Regions from separate parts of the Homo sapiens genome. Here region 2 is linked to region 1. A link is a loop called in an ENCODE intact Hi-C map of the cell type or tissue named here. Cell type or tissue: OCI-LY7. All regions are shown on one strand. Region 1 holds the start of HCN3 (hyperpolarization activated cyclic nucleotide gated potassium channel 3). Region 2 overlaps ASH1L (ASH1 like histone lysine methyltransferase).

Evidence for each region. A loop is a pair of places that touch in the nucleus more often than their neighbours do. Peaks named below come from ENCODE experiments on the same cell type or tissue, not always from the same donor. Only the 100,000 strongest peaks of a DNase experiment are listed, where the experiment ranks them.
Region 2: it touches region 1 in a loop (2.4-fold over the local background); 8 of 110 quality-filtered maps call a loop at or near these places.

What each region holds. Positions count from the first base shown.
Region 1 is chr1:155,276,375-155,278,874 of GRCh38, forward strand. HCN3 (hyperpolarization activated cyclic nucleotide gated potassium channel 3) reads left to right here and starts at 1,089. Exons shown (of 8, transcript NM_020897.3): 1 at 1,089-1,494. The coding sequence starts at 1,217. In OCI-LY7, CTCF peaks have their summits at 1,015 (motif pointing right), 1,215, 2,216 and 2,416; DNase peaks (open chromatin) are centred at 947, 1,367 and 2,147; H3K4me3 peaks cover 2,186 bases; H3K27ac peaks cover 1,365 bases.
Region 2 is chr1:155,502,915-155,505,414 of GRCh38, forward strand. All of the region lies in intron 2 of ASH1L (ASH1 like histone lysine methyltransferase), which reads right to left. Among named protein-coding and RNA genes, the nearest start is that of ASH1L-AS1, 58 kb to the right of the region's middle. In OCI-LY7, a CTCF peak has its summit at 1,504 (motif pointing left); a DNase peak (open chromatin) is centred at 1,497.

The sequences.
Region 1 (2,500 bases):
GAAAGTGAATTGGAGGAGAATACCAGGCAGAGAAAATATTTGCAAAAGCATAGAGACAAGGCAGCACAAAGTCTTTCAGCATGATTGGGGCTGTGGCTTTCAAGAGAGGGACTGTCAGAAGAGAGACTGTTGAAACTAGGTCCAAATTTTTTGGGCCTGGTACACCATGCTAAGCAGCTTAAATGTACCCCTGTAGAAGATGGGAAAGCTTGATGGGCTTCAAGCAAGTGACACAGCCATAGTTGGATTTTAGGAAGGTAACTGGCAGGGAATGGAAGAAGAATTGGCCTGGAAGAGGTTGAAGACTCTTTTAGAGGTTTCCGAAGTAATTTAAGTGAAAAAATGCTGAGGGCTTGAAATGAGGCAGTGGTAATAAGAATTGGAGATGAAGGGGAGAATTTGAGATATTTAGGAATTTGTAGCACTTCGCATAGCACTGCAATTTACCTGTCTGTCGTTGGGCACAGATGAGCAGTGGCTTTATGGCTAGGCCTTTGTTTTTGTTTTGTTTTGTGTTGTTTTCCATTACTACATGGAGATGCTAAGACTAGGACTTTTGTATTCATTTTTGTTTCCTCAGCATCCACTCAATGACAGGCAGAGTTGCACTTGGTGAAGGCTGACAGAATGAATTAGGAAATTAAATACTAGGGGAAGCAGTTCGGAGGAGACCAAAAGACAAGAATATGCCTAGGACAGTGTTGAGAGAAGACGGGAGCAGGACAGAAGTCCCTGGGCGAGAGTGGAGAAGAATCCCAAAAGCCATTTCCACTTCTTCCATTGGTCCCCAATCCCTCTCCCTCCCAAGTCCTTCAAGCTACAAACCCGCGTCCGATTTTCCCGCCACTGCAGGGGGCTCCTCCTCCCTGGTTCTCAGTGGATGAAAGGCCAACGCTAGGCCACGCCCTCTCCCTGGCTCAGGCTGCGCTCCCCGCCTTCTTTGCTAAGCCACGCCCCTCTCGGAGTTCCTCCAGGATCCCGGCGTCCCAGCCCCGCCCGGTCTTGGCGCGGCCCTCGCCAGGGGGCGCCGCGCAGCCCGCCCGCCGCCCGCCAGTCTAGCACACACCCCCTCCGCCCCGCGCGCCGGCGATTCCGAGCCTACGACGCCTCCGCTAGAGCCCGCGGGGCTGCGCCGACTCCTGCTCTGGAGGGGTTGCGGGTACCTGATGGCCACAGAGGGCTCTAGGAGGCCGAGCGTGTAAGCGGGGTGGGCGCCATGGAGGCAGAGCAGCGGCCGGCGGCGGGGGCCAGCGAAGGGGCGACCCCTGGACTGGAGGCGGTGCCTCCCGTTGCTCCCCCGCCTGCGACCGCGGCCTCAGGTCCGATCCCCAAATCTGGGCCTGAGCCTAAGAGGAGGCACCTTGGGACGCTGCTCCAGCCTACGGTCAACAAGTTCTCCCTTCGGGTGTTCGGCAGCCACAAAGCAGTGGAAATCGAGCAGGAGCGGGTGAAGTCAGCGGGGGCCTGGATCATCCACCCCTACAGCGACTTCCGGTATTGGGGGCTTGGCGGGGAGGGCAGGGTACATCAATCCCACCCTCGCGGGCAGCGACACCGGGACCCGGCCCGCCCCACCCTCCACGGTCACTTCATTTCCAGCCCGGGGTCCCTTGGTGGGGCGGGAGAGTCACTTGCACCAGTCTAGCCTGGGAATTCCTGGGCGGGTATCCCCTGCCGGAGGTCCTCCGTGCCTGGACAGGCTGGGGGCACCAGAAGGGGCAAGCAGACATCAGGGGATCTCCAGAGACCTGGATTTCCTCTTTCAGGAACCCGGGACCCCATCCGGACCAAAGGAACTACCAGAGTTTGGGACCCCTGCCTCCTCCAGTCCTGCTTGCTGGAGATCTAGGAAATTATATTCTAAGTATCGGGGCCAGTCTGAGGGAGAAGCCGAGCTCCGCCATCTCCCATCCCCACACCCGCTCCTTAGCACCTGCCTAGTTCAGCATGACAGACTACCAGGAAAAATAGGGACGCTGAAGGGGGCGGGGGGTCCAGACCTCAGCTCTGGTCGCTGTCCCTAGTGCTGAAGGCGGGGGCGGCGGGGCGGGGCCGAGACTCAGAGTGACTGAGGCGGCAAAGCAGGGGCAGGACCACCACCCAGGTGACTCCCAGAGAAGGAACAGAGGGTGGGGGTGGGGCCATTTCACAGTCTCCGTCAGGGTGTACCTCTACATCAAGGTCGCTAGGGGAAGACAGCAGCCCTGTCCTTGGGGGAAATGAAGGACAGCTCTTGGATGAGGCAGGGATGTGTGCAAAGCACCTAACCTGGGGAACTAAAGAAGCAGAGAGGAAGAGGTGTGAATCTGGAGCCTCGAAATACAGTTGTAGACCCAGACATTATCTTGAATCCACATATATACACACTCCCTCTATGTCTCTCTTCCTCCCATTGTTCCTTTCACTCCTGTCTTTGCTGCCTCGTTCCCACCCAGCCAGTGCGCCTTTTCTAGTCTCCTGTGGATCTCACTCTCTTCCCTCAGTTCACTCGCAGACGGAT
Region 2 (2,500 bases), 230 kb after region 1:
GGAGAATTTCCATATTTCATAATTCCTAACCTTCATAATTGCCCTAACCGTTATAATCAACAAACAGCTTAGAAAGAAAGGTTACCAAGCTCCCCTGCCTTGGCTTATAATTTTCAGCATCTGCTTTTGATCTCCTCAGCAATCTTTTGGAGCCCCCAGCCCGTAAAATCAAAGACTAGGCAAGGAACTACACAATAATCACACTCAGTAATTTTGCTAAGAAATGAAAAAGTGAGGCTGAGAAGCAGGTGCCATTTTGTTTCACTGTTTTTACTGTGAGAGTTACTATCAAATCCTACAGAAAGATGTTAGGATCATTTTTGTGCCTTCATATATATCCTCAGATGTTAGTAATTCAATGTAGCTTCACTCAATACAGCTAAAATATTCTAGTGTATCTACCATCTGTGCATTTTTGTCAAAATGCCTTTGTGTACCTCCTAAACTCTGACTTCCTAATATAGTAGAACTTTTTATTGCAAGCTTGTATACTTTGATATGTTTTCCAAAAATAAAAGTAAAATATACATAGTAAATTAGGACTTGGCTGTTAAAAAATAAACACTAGTTCAGTACCTGTTTTGTTTCAAAAGTGAGTTCTGGTTACAATTTCACCTTAATAACATTTCTGACATCTTTGTTGACATTATCTTCTTTTAATAATCAGTATTCTCTCAATTTAGGTCATTGATTTTAGAGAAACTAAAGCATTAGTATGCATAATCCAGATTATAGAAAGATCCGTATTTACATTAAGCAGTTCCAGGGAAGCCACAGTTAATATGTAAACTACCACCCTCTTCCCTGTAAGTCCTTATCCAATCATATATTCCACTTCATCTCTCTATCACCTAGGCTGCAGTACAGTGGCATGAACACAACTTACTGCAGCCTCGACCTCCTGTGCTCAAGTGATCCTCCTGCCTCAGCATCCTGAGTAGCTGGGACAACAGGTGTAAGCCACCATGCCTGGCTAACATTTGTATTTTTTGTACAGGGGGGTTTCACCATGTTGCCAGACTGGTCTTGAACTCCTGAGCTCAAGCCACCCACCCACCCTGGCCTCCCTAAGTGCTAGGATTACAGGTGGGAGCCACCATGTCCAGCCCATAACTCTTGACATAAGGCATCTGCTGGTGCAAAATGACATTCATTTGTAAAGAAAAGGTAAACGTTATTAAGTAGGCCCTGGATGACACCCTCTTATTTTTCAACTGTTTAGTTTGGGATATGGAAAGGTAGGTATTAGACATAAAACATTATTTTCCCTTTCTTCTTGGAAGGTAATTCTTAATTGCTATATTTTTTAGTGGTTAGTTTAAAAAAATATATACACATACGGAGAATCTTCTAACAGATCAGCAACACCCAAGGGTCAAGCTGAGCTTTGCCAGTTGTACCCTGAATCCCCAATATGTGTTACTTCCCTTCCTAATAGTGGCAACTATTAAAAATACGTTGCAACTCACCCTTAAACCTGATCTCTAATGCCACCTGCTGTTGCAGTTCTGTAAGATAAAGAAGCTCTACGAATCTGCCCCAATATTATATAGCTTGACTTTCACTCTCTCATGAAGACCAGGGTAGTTCACTATTAATTATGCACATATTTGTAAAATAAAAGTCAGGTACTTATCTGACTTTGTTAGTATTTACTGGCTGGGCGCGGTGGCTCAGGCCTGTAATCCCAGCACTTTGGGAGGCCAAGGCAGTCGGATCACCTGAGGTCAGGAGTTCAAGACCAGCCTGACCAACATGGTGAAACCGCATCTCTACTAAAAATACAAAAATTAGCCAGGCATGGTGGCACACAACTGTAATCCCAGCTACTCGGGAGGCTGAGGCAGGATAATCTCTTGAACCCAGGAGGCAGAGGTTGCAGTGAGCTGAGATAACACCATTGTCTCCAGCCTGGGCAACCAAGACTGAAACTCCATCTCAAAAAAAAAAAAAAAAAGATTTACCATTACAGCTATAAATGACAGGGCCCCTACTTACCAAAGCAAACCCAAATTTCTGAAACAGAAAAATAGTCCAAAAAAGTGGTTTTATCTTTTAATTTTTCCTCTAAGAGGAATCCTACTACAAAGTAGGACCACAAACTTAAAAACAAACAAACAAACAAAAAACCAAAGAAAAATCCTAAGAAAAAATAAGTATGGTCATGCAATTCTTTTTGTTTTTTTCCACTGCGCCCGGCCTCATTATTTATATTTTCTTACTATTTACCTACAGTAAAGAACTGTCAAATTCTTGTTTTACAGCACAACTGAGAAAACCCTGTGAGACATCCTAAGTGTGCATTTTCCCTTTATTATTTACTTTGTCCCAAAAGCCTTTCTCTTTCCAGCAAATTCTGACAAAGTTGTCAACACCTAATTTTAAGCATGAGCCCTTCTTTGCATATTCTCTTGCTCACCACCTTCTCCAATGATTCTGCGATTCACATATACACTCCGTATGTATTTCTATCATGGCAGTTATCATGTCATAGCACAAT